Linked DNA regions of Homo sapiens: region 1 is linked to region 2. The links are chromatin contacts, found by Hi-C or POLR2A ChIA-PET in ENCODE. All regions are on one chromosome and are shown on one strand. Each heading gives the region's core, a stretch centred on a gene start or an enhancer-like site at or near the end of the contact. The rest is flanking DNA. Distances are from core to core; before and after follow the strand shown. Region 1 has its middle 79 kb from the start of BTG1-DT. Region 2 overlaps BTG1-DT (BTG1 divergent transcript).

What was found. Hi-C counts contacts between places; a loop is a spot of excess contacts on that map. ChIA-PET counts read pairs that join two places held with the same protein, here RNA polymerase II (POLR2A). Pooled maps may share reads with other maps.
Region 1: a loop to region 2 is called in a map of breast epithelium, with 20 times the contacts of the local background. The contact joins two enhancer-like sites. A Hi-C loop is called at or near these places in 6 of 168 maps with a recorded cell type or tissue (B cell, CD4-positive, alpha-beta memory T cell, Right ventricle myocardium inferior and 3 more), 1 of 37 single-sample maps with no recorded cell type and 6 of 50 pooled maps. POLR2A ChIA-PET finds 5 or more read pairs at or near these places in 3 of 52 experiments (K562, activated B cell and activated naive CD4-positive, alpha-beta T cell).

The regions. Positions count from the first base shown.
Region 1 is chr12:92,223,075-92,226,741 of GRCh38, reverse strand. No RefSeq gene overlaps it. Among named protein-coding and RNA genes, the nearest start is that of BTG1-DT, 79 kb to the right of the region's middle. Within about 2 kb of position 1,746, at least 3 of the 41 ENCODE cell types and tissues checked have a DNase peak (open chromatin) inside an H3K27ac peak, as active enhancers do.
Region 2 is chr12:92,183,105-92,187,102 of GRCh38, reverse strand. BTG1-DT (BTG1 divergent transcript) reads right to left here. Exons shown (of 3, transcript NR_135036.1): 3 at 1,319-2,977. Among named protein-coding and RNA genes, the nearest start is that of BTG1-DT, 39 kb to the right of the region's middle. Within about 2 kb of position 1,827, at least 5 of the 41 ENCODE cell types and tissues checked have a DNase peak (open chromatin) inside an H3K27ac peak, as active enhancers do.

The DNA.
Region 1 (3,667 bases), core at 497-2,996, 40 kb before region 2:
TATATAACCTTTGTTTTTATGCGAGAGGGAGACAGTGTTTACATCTCATTGCTCTCTGAGTAGGTTCATTAACAACAGCAAAAACAACGACAATAAAACACTTTATGGAGCTACCAATCGTTTTTTTCCTTATCAAAAAATTTATTTCCTAGTAGCAAAGTCACTGTTCACTTACTATTGCAGAAGAAAAATGACTTTAATCTCAAAGGCAACATTAAAAATAGGAAAAAAGAAAACGAATCAATAAAGGCAAAGGTCATAGAAACAGATGATTTGAACAGAAAGCTATGTTACTGAGCATTGGGGTTACATACACAGGCTGAAAAAATATGCAGCTAAGCAGGACATCTGGAAGAGAAATTACATGATTTGCATTTTGATATTTAACAATTTTGCATGTCAAACTTTTAAAAGAAGCTGTGTAACTGAAAAGGCTTGAAATAAAGAATTATGTCCAGTGATTTCATCTTCCAGCAATGTGTTTTCTTTCCACAGGAGCCAGATTACATACTCACATGCAAACATACACACACACACACACACACACACACACACACACATGCTCCACCATACCCTGAATCAGTTATAGTCTCCACTATGGAGAATGTGGAGATTGCTTCAAGAAAAAATATCTAGGTGATAAGGCTTATGAGCGTTGGAGTGAGCATGTTATTCCTTATTACTCCTGTTAATCACCAGATATGGCTAGTATCAATCATCATAAAACATTTGTTTTATTCATTTTCAGGATTTTTTAAATAATTATTTTATATAGGAAGAAGTTACCAAAATTTATCACTTAGGGCAACAGCTTTGAAAGAGTTTTTATCACTATATCCAATAAAGAATGCATTTCATTGCAATCCAGATGTTCTATTTTATTTCTTTTCTTATTTTTATTTTTTTTTTAGATACAGGGTCTTGCTATGTTGCCCAGGCTAGACTCCGTGGCTATTCACAAGCACCATCATAGATCATTGCAGCCTCGAACTTCTAGACTCAAGCAATCCTCCCCACTCAGCCTCCCAAGTACCTGAGACTACAGGCACACACCACTGCACCCAGCTCCTATTTCTTTTTTTTATTTTTTAATGTTGGTTGTGATCTACTAAATTTATTTTCACAGTCCACTAATGGGTCATGACCCACTGTTTGGAAAACACTGTCTTAGTGTGTTTTGTTTAAACTTTCCCACTGAAGTATCCTGAGCAGCAGGGGAGTGGGAAACTGTGAGATGGGGGCAGGTTTGAGAGAGGGACTCAGAAGGCCAGCTTCAAGTGAAAAATTTATTTGAAGTTTCTTTATTTCACCATTAAAATGTACTCGTCTTTATCCTTAGACAGCAAACAGGACCATTAGTTTTCTTTAAAAGGTTTTAAATCTCCCATTTCAATAAGAAGATGCTCTAGGGACACATGCTGTGTTATTGTGGGGCTACCTCTCCTGCTGCCTGCTACCTGGTGCTGCAGAGGGTATGCATGCAGCAATCTGCAAAGCAGGCCATCTTGGATGATAAATTGACCTCTAGATAGTATGGGAGCTTACTGTGGTCTCATGGCTGCCTGACAATTATTCAGCACAGGTCCTGTGGACGATCTCACCAGGATGAGACATTACTCTTTCGTCAACATGGCATGTCTGATTATGAGCCCTGTGCCTTTTTCTAGCATTTCTGGATCTGATGGCTGGAAAGGTGAGTTTCTAACTTGATGACTCAGACCCTCATTAACCCGAACCACACATGCAGGGCCTCCAGGCAGCCCGCTATCACAGAAAGTGCACAGATAGTGCTAACGAGGTCACCCTGCAATGGACTGCAAAGAGTTGGTAATCATGAGCCAGATGATGAATGTGGAGCCATGGAATCCATCATTTTGAAGGGAGAACACGTTAATTCTTCTCTTTCCATGCAATTGGCTTGACAACAGCTTGACATCATCCTTCCCCTGAGTCACTGAGACAGAGCATGCCAGAATAAAAATAGAGAAAAGGAGTAAATAAACAAAGGGAGGGAGAGCCTTTTACATTTTTAAGCACTTCCTTTTCCTACTTGGTATCAAAGCATACCAGTGGCTGGATTGGGATCCAAAGATGAGATTAAATGTTGCTACTGTGTTCTCTCAAAAAGAAAGTCTCAGAAAATTCAAACTTTTCCTTTGCAAAATGACATCAAGAAATGTGGGATTAGGTATATGCATTAAAAACAACAGGCAATTAGGAGATATACCTAATGTAAATGATGAGTTAATGGGTGCAGCACACCAACATGGCACATGTATACATATGTAACAAACCTGCACGTTGTGCACATGTACCCTAGAACTTAAAGTATAATTAAAAATATATATATAGAGATATATAAACAGGCAAACAAAATAAACAAAAAACCCCAATACAAACCCAAGAAAGAAGTCTTTGATAAAACTATAACTATAGATAGTTACGTAAAAGAGCTTAGGCAAAGAGCTTTGTTTTATAAACTCAGTGGAAGATTGTTGCAATAAAACCACTAAATGTTAATATAAACTTTGTCTCTCTCTCTCTCTTTTTCAGCTACTATGCTACCTATTGTCTCCATCCATAAACCAGACCCTGTAACTAAGGTAGATTTAATCAGAACGCCTTATGGTAGTGGAAAAAAAAAAAGGATCCTACAATTTGAAAAGCTGAGCCTCTGCTTTATTTTTCTTTTGACACAGGGTCTCGCCCTGTCACACAGGCGGGAGTACAGTGGCACAACCATGGCTCCTTACAGTCTCAACCCCCTGGGTTCAAATGATCCTCCCACCTCGGCCTCTCGAGTAGCTAGGATCATAGGTTTGTGCCACTGTGCCCAACTAATTTTTTATTTTTATTATTTGTAGAGATAGGGTCTTGTTTTGTTGCCGAGGCTGATCTCAAACTTCTGGGCTCAAGCAATCCTCCTGCCTTGGCCTCCCAAAGTGCTGGGATTACAGACATGAGCCACTGTGCCTGACTGAGCCTCTTCTTTTTCAAGGTACAAGTAGTTTCCTTTATTTTGAGATGAAAATAATATAGTACATGTGTGGAAATCTGGACTTTGGAAAGTTGAACACTGTGTTTCCCTGGCTGAAAATATAGTAATAAATGTCAAGTCAAAGAAATTGTTTCAGGCAGAAACAGCCACTATAATAATATTTAATTATCTTCAGGAAAAAAAGAAATACTTAGTTTGGCTGCAGAATTTAAACATAAAGCTATAAAATTTGGGACATGAATCTCATTGCCTTCTGGGACATTTATGACTGTCAGACATACTTAAATCATGGATTCAAAATGTATAATCAAAATATTTCACCTGACAGTTGTTTCTTAAAAATATATATACGTCAAATAAAAAGGTCAAATCAGATAGCAAAACTATCTTGTTAAAAAGCTAAAAATATTGTTGGATGATATAAGCATGCTATTGGATGACATGAAATATAGTGAGATGATATGAAAATACTGAAGCTTATAAAATGCAGGTTGGGGTTTTTTTTAGGCATCATGACTACAGGTATGGTGAAGAAAATGTTATTTTTGCTTTTTTATCCCAACTCATTTCTATGTAGGATCTCCCATCTGGCTGGAAAGCCTGTCAGCCATTACCAGCCACCTACTGAGGATTTAGTATCTAGAACGTAACTAAGTAACTGAAGTCTGT
Region 2 (3,998 bases), core at 578-3,077:
GTGGATACACTACTGAAAAAACCAGCGTTAGAGGCCAGTAGGGTCCCAACCAACACCTAAAAGGCTGGTGAAACTGGCAGTATAGAAAATTGTAAGAAGGTTGTAAGAAGGCTTTTTTCAGTGTCTCTGTGTTATTTTGGGGCTTATCAACTGAGAAAAAGTAGAAATGAAAGGTATATCATCTTAATGAAAAAAGCCATTTGTGAGTCTTCTTTCTTTATCTATTTGTTCTGCTTTATAACGGTCAAAATCCAGAAGAGGCGCCTGCGAAAAGTGATATATATTCACCATATTCTCCTGCCCCTCACCCTCCTTTTGGGAGGCACCAAACTTCCCTTTCCGATTCGGAGGTCTTTTGGACATAGTTTATACTGTCATTGTATCTTTCAGGCTCTATTTAAATTGATAGAACCAAGAGACACAAGAAATCTTTACCAAAATGAGAAACCAACTTGAGGTAATCTTTTGGGAATTTCTTTGCTTTCTTATATAGCATCCAACACATGGCTCTGTTCTGGTATGTTTAGGAAATCGTGCCCATCCTGTCTCTTTGTTTGCTTTTTAAACCCGCTTTTTTGATTTCTTGCAAATTTTTCTGTCCAAAGCTAAATTGATTCTGCACAGCAAAGATAAACTCCAATCCAGAAACTGAAGAGAAACTGTTTATGTGGTTGAGGTGCATATTTATAGGATTCCTGATTCAGTGGTGAGACCTGGAGGAGCTGCACCGCAGCTGCTGGTCTATACAATGGCCCTTTTTCAGTTCTATGAAATGAGAGGTTTTCATCTCCTCCAGGAAGATTTTCAGGTCTGGTCCACAGATGGCTGACATTTGGGCCTTTTCTTAGATCTTCTTGTGACTTCTTAAATAAAATTTTGAGGTTAAATGTATAAATAATATGGAAGGAACTAAACGCTTGAGGTTAATGTTTGCAGGAAAAACCAGGGAGGGGACTTTTGCTAAAGGTGTTTTTTGAAATGCTGCTCAACTTCCTACTTGACACAGTAACCCAAGATAAGGGGTTTTCACCATTTTTTTTTCAATTTTTATAATTACCACAAAAACGTACCTTGTAATCTGAAGCAGAGAAACATTCAAATTTATCATAGTGTTATCCTATTTTTTTTGCTTACTTTTTCCACTGTATAAGATGATGAGAGAAAACTAAGATGTTTAGAAAATGAAAAGCATGGAAAAATAAATGACCTCCATGAAAGTATTTAGGGTTTTAAAAGAAGAAGGAGGAGGAGGATGAGGAGGAGGAGGAGGAGGAAGAAGGGGAGGAGAGGAAGAAATGCCACAACCACCATGTATTTTCACTATCTACTTGAAAATTTCAGCAATTTTCATCTTCATAGGATTTATTTTCCTAGTAGTAAGAATTCCTAGTATTTTGTTTTCTCATATCTCAGCCTTTATCACTATTAAATACTCTGTTAGTTGTGTTTGTGTATGTGTGACAAAGGAACTTAGAAATGTAGTAATATATTTTCTCATAATACAATTGCCTCTTGATTCTAAATTTGGATTTAATTAAACTATTCGATATATGTAAGAAGTTTTGATTGTAAATAATAGAAAAGAATTTTGGAGAATTTAGGCAAGCATTCAGATGTACTGCAGGGATATTTGGGCTATTTTACAGTGCCTAAGGACTGAAATATGTCAGTGTGTTAGGTTGCTTTTAAAACAGCTCTCAAAGATTTCTGCCTCCTGATACCCACACCTTGTGTCATTTCCTTCCCATGAGTAGAGGCTGGATGTAGTGGCTTCTAACAAGAAGAGAGCAGCAAAAGTCATAAGATTCTCCTCCAAGATTAGACCATGACTTCCTTCTTGGTGGCTTTTTCTCTTTTCACTCTGACAAAGGCAGATGCCATGCTGTGAGCTGAGAAGCTTATGTGACAAGAAACTGAGTGCAGCCTCTGGCCAACAGGTGGTGAGAAACTGAGGCTATTAGTGTAACAGTCTGCAGGAAACTGAATCCTACTGCAGCCATATGAGTGAACTTGGGAAAGGATCCTTCCCCATTTGAAATTTCAGATGAAACCACAACCTCAGTCAGGACTTTGACTGCAAACTCGTGGAAGACTCTGACACAGGGGATCCAACTACTCCCTGTCTAGATTCTCAGCCCACAGAAATTGTGGGATAATACATGCTGTTGTGTTAAGCCACTTAGTTTTGAGGTAATTTGGTATACAACAGCACATAAGTGATATAGTTAGCAAAAGTGTATGAGCCCTGAGGGTTGGCAGAGTGGAGGGAGGGGTGTAAAATGCTTTTACTGCTCCTTAATTTCCTTTCTCTCTGGGTGTCTGTCTCATTCATCTCTCTCATTACCAAGCCACTCTGCCTGATCCTCAGCATCCAAGTACACCAATAGCTGCCGCATTCACCTGCCTTTAGTTTCTGTCATTTGGAGGAAAATTAATGTCTTTTTAGGCACCTTTCCAAAACTATAATGGCAGGCATTGGATTGACTGATCTTGTGTCAGAGGCTGACCTCTAAACGAATCTGTATCCAGGTGGGAAACATGCAAGGGAGAGATTGTGAATGACTCTTCTTGGATCAAGTGCACTAACAGCAATTTCTGTGGTGATTATGGAAACTAAAAAATGTAGTTAGATTTGCAATTCATTTCACTATTTTTCTTACTTTGGCTTATCATTTATATAGCATGAATTACTAACGTGGTGAAACTAATATATACCATCACTCTAAAAAGTAAATAAAGAAAAATTTAAGGTCTGTAAAAAAAAACTTTTCACCTAGAAAGTGCATCATATGGGACTTGAGATTGGTACAAAGTACAGTCCAAGATGTAGAAAGTAAAAGCTTGACATTCTTGATTATTCAGGAAGGATATTATTTGACATTTGAGGCCAACTGAAGCTTCTTATGTCCGTCATATCACAAGTTCTTTGGGTCTCCACTTTCTGCCTATTGTCCAGCATATGTGGAAATATACAATTCTGGAAAAGGGGGATAAAACAACAAAAACAGAATCAATTGTTGTACCAGGGTGCTGAACATTTATCAAACTACAACTGTATAATTGTGACAAATAAGAAGGTCCCTTCAGAACTGCCTAAACGCAGAATACTGACTGTGATCAAACAATGTAGAAAAAACAGAGTGGATTTGCTGCTGGAATCCCAAACAGAACACATCGTAGAAACCTATATAATATTTTGGCTGCTAGACTTGCTTCATATATCCAAAGCATTTTGTAAAGATTAACTCTGAAATCAGGAAAAATAAGCATACTTTATTGCTGTTTTGATGTGATAAGAGTACTGGTAAGAGAGTTAAAGAAAGCATTCTATTGGAAATGGCCGAGATAATAGAATCACAATTACAGGATGCTAAAGGGCAGTTAGTGGGTGTGTGGAGTGCCTGTGAAATCAGAGGCAGGGATGGAGGGGCTGGTGAAGACACAGTGTCCACATACAGCATAGGACCTGGGCTTTAGAATCATTCTCCTTGGGTTCAAATTCTTCCTCTGCCAAGTACCAGAGACTTTGGGCATATCATTTACACTCTGTGCCTCAGTTCTTTCATTTTTAAAATAGAGAAATATTGAAAAGTACCCAGCTGTATAGTTTTGCTGTCAGGATGAGCTAAGATAATTTATATAAACAGCCTGGCATGGTGCCTAACACATGGTAATCACTCAAATGTTAGTCTTATTGTTACACACTTTTTGACACCAGTTATTTAAACTCTTTCAACCCCTATGTGCTCATTTGTCAAATGGGGAAATAATTTTAGCAATTAAAATTGTGACATATGTAAAGTTATGACATATGTAAATTATGTAAATTACATATGTAAAATATGTAAATTACATAAGTAAATTATGACATATGTAAAGTTATGTGTATGTCCTCGGATATCACGTTATACACTTACTCAGTCTAAATACAGGCATACCTTGTTTTATGGTGCTTTGCTTTGTTGCACTTTGCAGTTGGTACATTTTTTACAAATTGA